Regions from separate parts of the Homo sapiens genome. Here all the other regions are linked to region 2. Evidence: chromatin contacts called from ENCODE Hi-C or POLR2A ChIA-PET data. All regions are on one chromosome and are shown on one strand. The core of a region is the stretch at or near the end of the contact, and the rest is flanking DNA. Distances in the headings are between cores, read along the strand shown. Region 1 holds the start of SNHG17 (small nucleolar RNA host gene 17). Region 2 holds the start of TGIF2 (TGFB induced factor homeobox 2). Region 3 holds the start of MMP24OS (MMP24 opposite strand).

The links. A loop is a pair of places that touch in the nucleus more often than their neighbours do. ChIA-PET counts read pairs that join two places held with the same protein, here RNA polymerase II (POLR2A). Pooled maps may share reads with other maps.
Region 1: a loop to region 2 is called in a pooled map, with 5 times the contacts of the local background. The contact joins the promoter of SNHG17 here to the promoter of TGIF2 in region 2. A Hi-C loop is called at or near these places in 1 of 168 maps with a recorded cell type or tissue (HepG2) and 2 of 50 pooled maps. POLR2A ChIA-PET finds 5 or more read pairs at or near these places in 1 of 52 experiments (WTC11).
Region 3: a loop to region 2 is called in a pooled map, with 10 times the contacts of the local background. The contact joins the promoter of MMP24OS here to the promoter of TGIF2 in region 2. A Hi-C loop is called at or near these places in 5 of 50 pooled maps. POLR2A ChIA-PET finds 5 or more read pairs at or near these places in 2 of 52 experiments (A673 and HepG2).

What each region holds. Positions count from the first base shown.
Region 1 is chr20:38,433,435-38,436,625 of GRCh38, forward strand. It overlaps SNHG17 (small nucleolar RNA host gene 17), which reads right to left and starts at 1,894. Exons shown (of 8, transcript NR_185934.1): 1 at 1,593-1,894; 2 at 1,070-1,192. LOC124904958 reads left to right here. Exons shown (of 3, transcript XM_047440636.1): 2 at 1,029-1,171; 3 at 1,408-3,191. The coding sequence ends at 2,054. SNORA71D (small nucleolar RNA, H/ACA box 71D) reads right to left here and starts at 565; the gene lies at 428-565. RefSeq lists enhancers at 287-366, 1,647-1,936, 1,957-2,016.
Region 2 is chr20:36,572,126-36,575,279 of GRCh38, forward strand. It overlaps TGIF2 (TGFB induced factor homeobox 2), which reads left to right and starts at 1,472. Exons shown (of 3, transcript NM_021809.7): 1 at 1,472-1,620. TGIF2-RAB5IF (TGIF2-RAB5IF readthrough) reads left to right here and starts at 2,390. Exons shown (of 5, transcript NM_001199535.2): 1 at 2,390-2,510. DLGAP4-AS1 (DLGAP4 antisense RNA 1) reads right to left here and starts at 1,150. Exons shown (of 5, transcript NR_109939.1): 1 at 787-1,150. RefSeq lists an enhancer at 589-648 and silencers at 1,149-1,468, 1,499-1,588, 1,659-1,828.
Region 3 is chr20:35,276,680-35,279,752 of GRCh38, forward strand. It overlaps MMP24OS (MMP24 opposite strand), which reads right to left and starts at 1,443. Exons shown (of 2, transcript NM_001355003.2): 1 at 1,330-1,443; 2 at 1-1,253. The coding sequence starts at 1,250. The coding sequence ends at 1,035. MMP24-AS1-EDEM2 (MMP24-AS1-EDEM2 readthrough) reads right to left here and starts at 1,443. Exons shown (of 15, transcript NM_001355008.2): 1 at 1,367-1,443. MMP24 (matrix metallopeptidase 24) reads left to right here. Exons shown (of 9, transcript NM_006690.4): 9 at 1-319. It overlaps EIF6 (eukaryotic translation initiation factor 6), which reads right to left. Exons shown (of 7, transcript NM_002212.4): 6 at 2,887-3,068; 7 at 2,239-2,527. The coding sequence ends at 2,518. RefSeq lists enhancers at 573-672, 793-962 and silencers at 1,093-1,312, 1,403-1,622.

The DNA.
Region 1 (3,191 bases), core at 644-3,143, 1.9 Mb after region 2:
GGAGTTCAGGACCAGCCTGGGCAACATAGCGAGACCCTGTCTGTCCCAGCTATTTGGGAGGCTGAGGTGCGAGGATCACTTGAGTACAGGAGTTCAAGCTATGATCACGCCACTGCACACTGCACCTCAGCCTGGACAACAGAGTGAGATCCTGTCTCTAAAAAAATACAATAAAATATTAAACAAAACTCAAGACACTGTCCTCAAGGTCACAATAGAGAGAGGCAAAGACAATCAAGCCAGTAATTGCCACAGGGTGTGACTAGTGGGGGCTGCAGCTGTGGTTTCACCACCAATCCTGAGGCAGGGACTCACCCCTCATAGACCCTGGTGAACGCCTCATGGAACCCTGCACTGAGCCTTGCACAGGGAGCACTCACTAATAAGACACCAAGTGCCAGGAGGCATTTGAAAGATGGTGAGAAGGAGGTGTGAGAAAGCTCCAGAGTTTGAAAGGGACAGGAGCGGACCCTCCAAACACGGGGAAGCACTTTCCGCGATTTCTCTCCCTGCACTATCAATGACCAGGGCACAGGCAGCCCACGATCACTTTCGAATACAGGTGCAAAAAAGGGCAGGTGAGCCCACGTCAGCGTGTTAGCTGCCAGATCTCCAGAGGGAGGCTCACCCCCCAGGGAAGAGAAGGGTACCCAGGACCCTGAGAGCCATCATCACTTCACAGGCAGATTCCATCTGTCCCCACCCAGAGTCCACAGGAAAACAGACTTCTGGTAAAAATGCCTCGGCTGTACATTCAGCCCACCAGTTCTGAGTATCTACACGTGGACAGGCACCGTGGGTTCAAAATCAAGAAAAACAGCCAAGGCCTCTGCCCTCAGAGAGCCTTTGCAGTTTCCCTACTTTACAGAAAGTCAACCTCAGGGGAATGAAGGAACTTAGCTAGCATGTGACCCCAAGCGCAGCCCGTCTCCTAAGTCACGCTTTGCTCTGCACCCGCTTTGCCAGACAGTTCTCAGAACTCAGAACTGGCTGAGCTCATTGACTGTCCCCTCTACTGCGTCCCACAGAAGGGTCCTTCCCCAAGGTGCGCAGAAGCAGCGGCACTTACCCAGGGGCATTCTCACCCCGCGGACAGTGGAAGCCCCTCAGGGGGTGCAGATCAGAGTGCTGCAGGAGAGAGAGGGCGCTGGCTGGTGCGAAGCCGTCCGAGGTGCAGCACAGCCCACAAGGCCTAGGCAAGGAAAAAGCACGGGGAGGGGGCTTTAGTACAAGGCCCGGGGACAGAAGTCCAGACTCTGCCCCACTGGAGTGCTGGCAGCGTCTTCCATTTAAACCACAGCTAACTGGTCTGTAAAATGAAGGTTCTAACACCTACTTTTAAAAGTTATTGAGGGGAAAACGAGTTAACGGTCTCAAGGACGTGGCACAATGACTGGCACTTTGTAGGCAACAGTCAAGTGGCTTTGGAGGCTTCCAATGCCAGGAGTCGGGGGCGGGCAGCTAAAGTCGCCGAGCCCTGTTTCCCGCCATCCAGGGGCACTAAGCCTCCCCGCAGAGTAGCTGCGCGGACAGGGGGTCTGACGACCGCACGTGGCCCGCTCAGCACTGCCGCGGCCAAGGGCGCGACTCACCTGCCAGTGTCTTTCCCGAGGACACGCGAATCCTGGGGGGCTCACTCCGGCAAAGAGGACGAGACACTGCACCAAGGACAGGGCCTGACCTCTCTGGCCGCCTTCCCCGGGGCCTCAGTTTCCCCCGATGGTGAGAGTGGAGCCGACCATGCGCCCTGCTGTGGACTCACCCGGCGCCCTGGCGTCGAGTGGCGGCGGAGACCTGACAGACAGCGTGGGAAAAATCAAGATGTCTGCAGATTTCGAGAGATGGGGTGCGGTGGCGTGCGATGGCGAAGGACGGCGAGGGACGGCGAAGGACTGAGGCCACACGACAAGGAAGCTACGCTCGTTTCGCGCCGGCGGAAATACAGACGAGAGCGCGAGCTGCGGCCTAGAGCGGTAGGAACCGACGCGAGCAGTCCTGCAGCGTCCCCTGGCGGAGCGGAGGCTCAACGCCAGACTCTGGAGGACTTGGGATAATTTTCGAAAACTATCTGGAAGTTTAGAAGTAAACTTCTCCCACTTGCTTTGCTTTTCTGTTTGTTCTGAAGATGTTCCTTGGTCACTGATTCATTATTAATCTGTAGGAATGGCCAATTTTCCATGATAGGAGCTGTTACTACGATGAGGGGACTGTGCTTAGTTTGGACTTCTTTCTGCAAGGGTCCAAAGGCATCTGTCTTTGATTCACCACTGTACTCAGTACCTAGTTCAGTGACTAGCACAGTTGAATGAATGAATTCTACCCCCGCCCCATTCCTTTTTTTCTGAACAATGTCAGACCGAGATGACTGAGTCATGGCCTGAGACTGGAATGTGAGCGTGAGAAGATGAGCCAAGAGAGATGCACAGCGGGTAACTGCTTTGCTAAACTCCAGCCTCAAAGTACACGGGATGGAGGGTGGAAAGAGTCTCTGAAGCAGAAGAGACCTGACCAGACTGGCATCTGAGGAACCTGATCAGATTTGCACAGTGACAGAGACTGTAGACAGATGTCCCATGTTCCCTGCAACATACTGGAGACAATCTTGGGAGGGGACTCATGGCCCACAAATCCTCATAAGCATTGGCACTGCCTGCACCCTGGGCAGGATGTGCCTCTTCGGCCTGAGACAGCCCTGCTACTGACTCTGCCCATGTTCTGGAGTGCAAGCAGCCCACCCTTGGGCCTGATGAGGAGCCCACGCCCCACCCTCCGCCCCGCTCCAGTCAGATTCTTGGTACTCAATAGGTCAGAAGGACAAGAAAATCCAGTCCTGATCTATGCAACCATGAGGGAAATGGGGGTCCCTGAGGTGAGATCTGCTCCATATTTTGTACCTGGGAGAGGCCCATGGGATTCCCAGACTGTGAGAACACTGGGAGTCTCTGTGATGGGGAGGGGCTGTGGGATGCTGCTATGGTTTGGCTGTGACCCCACCTAAATCTCATCTGGAACTGTACTTCCCATAATTCCCACCTGTCGTGGGAGGTAATGGAATCATGGGGGTGGTTACCCCCATGCTGCGGTTCTTCTGATAGTGAGTGAGTTCTCATGAGACCTGATGGTTTTATAAGGGGCTTTACCCACTTTTGCTCTATACTTCTCCTTGCTGCCACCATGTGAAGAAAGACATG
Region 2 (3,154 bases), core at 222-2,721:
CATACATTTCCTAGAGGCCAAGGCCCATTGGTTTTACATTTCTTACCTAAGGCAACCCAGACGTGGCTTTTTCTTTCACAGGGCCGTGGGGGGAGCACCACTTCCCCGGCCAAAAAAATTGTTTCTGACCCACACTCTGGGCCTTATTTTCCCTGTCTGTGAAATGGAGAGCAACAGGCAGTGCCACTGACATTTCACCCGCTGCCGTGAGGAGGTTTTTAACATTTGCAGGAAGTCTGGCTTCTATGGGGTGTCCAGGTGAAACCTTAACAATCTTTAATCAGCATTCTGATTGGCTTAAGGCTTGTTTGGAAAAAATTAAGAGTTTTGTTCCTAGAGTTCTCCATTGCTAAAGGGTAATTAAGTCCAAAAGCTGTTTTCAAAGCGATTTCCAAGCTCAAGGGCCCTAGATATCTGGACCTAGCCGTGTCCGGGTACAGGGCTGGGGGGCGTGGGGGGATGCCCTAAGAGGCTGGTTAACAGAAATATCACAGTATGTGGTACCCACAGCAGAGAGCAGGGAAGAATGTACTGACTGGGGTGGGGGAGGCCAAGGAAAACCTTCTGGAGTAGGGTGTAACTGGCAGAAGAGGAAAAAGAAACCAGACAGGAACTCCGGGAGCTCCTGGACTGATCGTTTAAGGCCGGGCACAAGGGGTAAGGGATCAGGCTTCACTATCGACCGACCTGGGCTGAATGATACCGGTTGACTGTGTGACAAAAGCAAATCAAGAACCTCTCTGCGGCTCATGAGTAAGCCAGAGACTTACATAGGACAACACATACCCTATCACCCGAGGATGAGACGGGATGACACACACGAAGTGCCCCGCACAGCGTCGTTGTAAAGCGTTGGCTGTTTTCACCTCTGGCCGCCCCCTGTGAGCCCGATCATGTGCTTTTTGGGCTTAGGTCGGAGGCGGCCTCCCAGATTCTACAGGCCATTGAGGTCGTAACAAGCGTCTCCATCAGAGCCTAGTCCTTAACTAGCTGCGGGTAAGTGCCCGGACTAAGTGGCCTCAGTTTCCCCTCGAAGCAACGGGACCAATCGCACCGCCGGCAGGACATCTTGTGCGGGGCGCGAAGTGACAAAAGTCAGGATTTGCAGAAGTTCCCACTCGGTAACGACCCCCACCCCGGCAAGGAGCACAGTAGGCGCTCCGGAAACGCCCTCCACGAGGAGGGCCGGGCCACTTCCTGCCCCCGAGCGGGCTCTCCCCGGCGGAGGCTCCCACCGCCGCTATGGGTAGGCCATGCAGCATTCCTGAGGGCGGGGTGGGCGCAGGAAGAAGGTGCCCGCGGCCCCGCCCCCTCCGGGCGCGCTGGGCGGGGCGAAGCCCCTCGGCGCCGACGGCCCGCCCCGCGGGGGGTGGGCGCAGCTCGTCGCGCTCCGCACAAAGTTTGTTTTCTCCCTCCGGGCGGGTGGGGGAGGGCGCAGAGGGCGCGGGGGGAGGAGAGGGGATCTGACGTCAGGCCGCGAGGTGCTTTCCAGCCGCGAGCTGTCAGGCCGAGTGTCAGGCCGGGCAGGTACGCGGCGCGCGCCCCCGGCGCCCCCCGCTCCCCGCCGGGACGCCCCGCGCCGAGCCGGAGGCCGCGTGGACCCGAAAGCCGCTGGGAAAAGTCAGTGCAGGGAGCAGCAGAGGGCCAGATGGGGGTGGGGGCGCGCGGACAACTTGGAAAGTTTCTTTTTCTCGGCCGGACGGGGAGGGGGCGTCGTCCTGGCGCGTGCGGTAGGGGGTGTGTGAGCTCGGGGGTGTTTGTGAGTCCCGACGGCCCCCGGGGGGTGTTTGTGAGTCCCGACGGCGCTGCGCTCCGGGGGCCGGTGGGGGACTGTTCCAGCCCCCGGGAGGAAGCCCGCTTGGGGCCCTGGTGGGGGGCCCAGCTTCATAGGATCCCACCCCAGGAGAGGGCCGATCCTGCACCGGACCTGAGTGAGCGCGCGGGGGGACGGATTTGTTTGGTTTCAAAAGTGCACGTTGCTAACCGCCAGCAGGGCCCCCCCGCCGCCGAGCCGGACAGGGGGCGGCCGAGAGTGACAGCTGGGGGTGGGGGCCGCGGGAAGGGCCCGGAGCGGGGGGGCCCTGGGGAGCCCGCGCGAGTTCCCCTTTCCTTTGGAACAAAGGAAAGTCTGTCTCCGAGGCATCTGTCACTCCCAGGCTGGCCAAGGAAGCGGGGCGCGTGGGGCCGGCGCCCCGGAGAAAGTTTGTTCGCGCCGGGACCCTCGGGCAGGCCGAAGGTGATCCAAGCCTCCCGCGGGAGAAGCGCGTAGTCTCCGGGGCAGGGGGCGGCCAACATGGAGTCTGGGCGCAGGGCTGGGGGGGGGGGGGCGGCGCGGAGGTGGGAGCCCAGCCCCCTCCCCTCCCTTCCCCTCCCCTCCCCCTCCGGGCCCAGTTCGGAGCACAAAGCCGAGCGCGCACGCTCCGCCGTCCCCGCGCCCCGAAGAGTCGGCCAGCCCCGAACTGCCGGAGTAGGGGTGGGAACCAAACTTTTTCCTGCCCCGGGACAGACACGTGAGTTTTCTTTCTTCCAGAGCCCCCGTCCCACCGGGATGGCGGGCCCGCGCGGGAGCTGGTGCGCGGAGTCGGCCCGGGGTGTGGGGACTGTGGGGTGCAAGCGCCCCGAGCGCCGGACGATTCCTCGCCGACCCAGGAGCCATGTGCTCCGACTCGGTCTGGGCCGCGGGGGAGGTTGCGCGCTTTGTCTGAACTGCTGGGAATGCGGGCGTGAGTGCGCGGCCCGGGGGAGTGTCGGGACCAGCTAGGGGAGTTGTCAGAAAGTTCGTGCGGGAGTGGCTGCAGGTGGCGTCGTGGGAGTCTGTAGGAGGGTGTACGGGATGTTGTGTCGAGGGGTTGCTGCCACAGGTCACTGAGGGTAGAACTGATTGTTAGTGTGATGACGCCTGGAGTTTTCCCTGTCGGAGAGATCGGGGGTGGCCGGGTCGGTTGGAGTTCGTGGGTGGGCGGGTACAGAAGTTGGGCTAGTTGTGTGGGTCACAGTTGTTCGTGCTAGGCCTGGGGTCTGTAAGCTGTGCGTGTGCGTGCTGTATGCGTCGGTGAAAACCCTAGGGTTTGTAAGGCTTGAGCGATGGGTCCGGGCCAGTTATCCTAGCGCTGTTGGTTAATTGCCTGGCGTGAGTGTGTCTGGGTGCGGTGTG
Region 3 (3,073 bases), core at 193-2,692, 1.3 Mb before region 2:
CATTGGCTCCTGGCAGGCCAGCTGAGAATGAACAGGAGATGGAGGCAGGCAGCCCAGGCTGCAGAGGTGAGGGATGTGGGGCCAGGCCCAGAGGGCTCAGCCTAGAGGCTTCCAATCTCAGATTCTCCTGCCTGTGGTCATCTGTTTGTCCATCACCCCAGGACAGGGCAGACAGAGGGGCAAAGCACTGGGGGCCCCAGAGCCTAGCTTCCCCTCAGCCTGGGGGACATCACAGCATTTCAGTGTCAGTCACATTTTAAACTGATCAGCCTTTGTATAATGTTTTTTAAATCATTTCTAAATAAAACAGAAATACAGAGTGTGTCATTTCCCTGGGATGAGGGAACAAAGATCAGGTTCCAAGAGTAACCTTAGGACGCTCTGGGAAGAGAACCGGGTCCTTTGGGGTGTCTGGGAGCTGCCCACCCATCTCCTCTGCCAGACCGGCGGTCAGATAGCCTCCCTCTACAACAGGCTGGCCCTGGGGGCCCAGGGTTATTGGGGTTCCAGGAACACAGCCTGATGATGCCTCCTTACGATCCAGGATGGAGAGCAGCCCCCCCAGGAGTATGGGGAGGGTCACTGTGGCACGGGCTTCTCCATGACCTGGGACATGACCTGGGACACATAGTCAAGAGCACGGTTATCAGCAATACAGATATTAATAAAAGGCAGACGAAGTCAGGAGGTCAGCAACTTTGCGGGCTTACCAGGAGGCCTGTCCTGCCTCTGGAAGCCAGCGACAGAGAGGGATGCCCCCGACCCAGCCAGCCGGAGAAAGGGATGGGGTGGTCACGAAGGTCTGAGCTGGGTCTGGGTGTAGGCTGGGAAGCAGGCTGGGGTGTAGACTGCGAAGGCGGCCCTGCCGGGACTTCTTTCCAGTCCCCGGCGACCTCTTCGAATTCTCTGCTATCTCTGGGGAGCCTCGGGTGGGAGGGGGTGTAAGAGACGCAGGGACGTGGGGAGAGGAGACAAGGCAGGCAAGAACCACAGGGGACGGCGGACAGACGGGCGACATCCTGCGGAGGACGCCGTCAGTACCAGGAAGTGCAGGCGATGAGGAAGCGCACGTCGTCCAGCGGCCCCCACGGGCTGGGCTCGGGCTGGGGCTGGGGCTGGGGCTGGGGCTGGGGCTGGGGCGGATGCCGGGGCTGTTCCGGGCCCTCCGGCGCCGCAGGCTGGGGCTGGGGCTGGGGCTGGGTTTGCGCAGGCTCCGGGGCGCCGCGGCCGCCGCTTAGCTGAGCCCCCATGGTCTGCAAGAAGAGAAGCCCTTTAAGGTCTGGGTCGCCGGGACACCCCGCTAGGGCCCCGCCCCGGCTCTGCCCTCACCTCTCGCAGCCAGACCCGCGGGTCTCCCGGAACCCACCTCGGCGTCGGGAGGAGCTGGCGCCGTGACGCCACCACCGCGTACCGACCTCACCCTCCGTGCGTTGGAGCGGAAAGAAGGGACTCGACCCTGTGCTTCGGGGCGGGGCTCCGCGACCGTCCCCCGCCAATCCCGCCCCAGCGCCTCAAGGCCCCGCCCCGCGCAAGGGGACGGAATGCACCCCAACAGCCTCCAAGACGCCCAGGCCAGGAGGACGCTGGGAACCCGCTGCCCCGCCCCACGCCCACCCAGGAAAAGACCTGCAACCTCCATCCACCTTAGTCAAAGAATGCCCCGAAGCCAGATGCCCCAGAGCTCTCACAGGGGACTTGCCCAGCTCAGGGGAAAATCGGAACGGACTCTCTGCCTTTCAAGGCCAGAGAAGACCGGCGCAGAAGTCGGGTGAAAACTGTGAGAACTAGACCGGGCGCCGTGGCTCACGCCTGTAATCCCAACACTTTGGGAGGCCGAGGCGGTGGGTCGCTTGAGTTCAGGAGTATAAACCAGCCTGGGCAACACAGTGACTTCGTTTCTACAAAAAAATAAACGAGGCGAGAGGATCGCTTGAGCCCAACAGGTCAAGGCTACAGTGAGCCATCCTTGCGTCACAACACTCCAGCCTGGGTGACAGAGGGAGACACTGCCTCAAAAAGAAAAAAGAAAAAAGGAGAACTGTAGTGGAGAGTGTTTCTTGCCCCAGGATGAAGCCTCACATCCTGATGGTAGAGGAGAAGGGAATGGCGTGTGTGGAGGTGGTGAACTGGGTTGGGTGTGTGTTGTGTTCATCCCACCCTATCTTCCCAGAATGCTGGAACAACTGGAGAGTGCAGGGATTGTACACAGGCTGAGGGCCCCAAACATCACATTCAGAATGGCCCGGAGGGAACTGCACTTTAATGGGGTGGCACAGGACAGCAGAACCCTCAGCCAGCAGCCACAGGGCCTGCCAGCCAGCACAACAGAGCAGGTTTTTGCAGTAATGATAGATCCAGGCGATAAGCACAGGTGGAAAAGGGTTGGGTGCCCAGCCCCTCAGTCCCAGTGAGCTCTCTGCCACCTCCCTGCCAGCATCCGGTACAGATTGGGCGGAATGTGGAGAAGGTTGGCCACAGTCCAGAGCCAGGAGCCCATGGAACAACTTGGAAGGTGACTCAGGTGAGGCTGAAGAGAAAGGAAAGCGCACGGTCAGTAGCTGTTTCACAGAGCCCACCTCACTCTCAAGTGAGGTGCCTGCCTCAGCCCTCATCCCGGGACCAGCTCTGACAAGCTGCTCAAGCAGCTACTGCTCTAGTATCCTAGCCCTGAAAAACCACAAAGATGAGGATTAGCAGATGCTCAAGAAATATTTTTTGAATATGCTGGCTCTTATCTGCTCAGCAGTGTACAGATATGCTCTCACACTCGAGAAGCTACCAGAACAAACTGGTAGGCTCCCATTCTAGATGACATCTTTTCCCCATACTCTCAAAATGCAAGTTAACCCCCAACCCTGAGCAGAAGAAAGGAGAGGCCCCAGGTACCTGTCAATGAGGGAATCCCGCATGCTGGTGGCAATGGTGCTAGGCTGGGCTTCATTCAGCTTGAAGACACTCTCCACCACTGACAGCTCTGTGCTGGTTGTGTCCAGGCCACAGAAGGCACACCAGTCATTCACCACCATCCCAGCAGCAATCACCTCACTGCCTCGGTTCACAGTCCCCGCCTGCC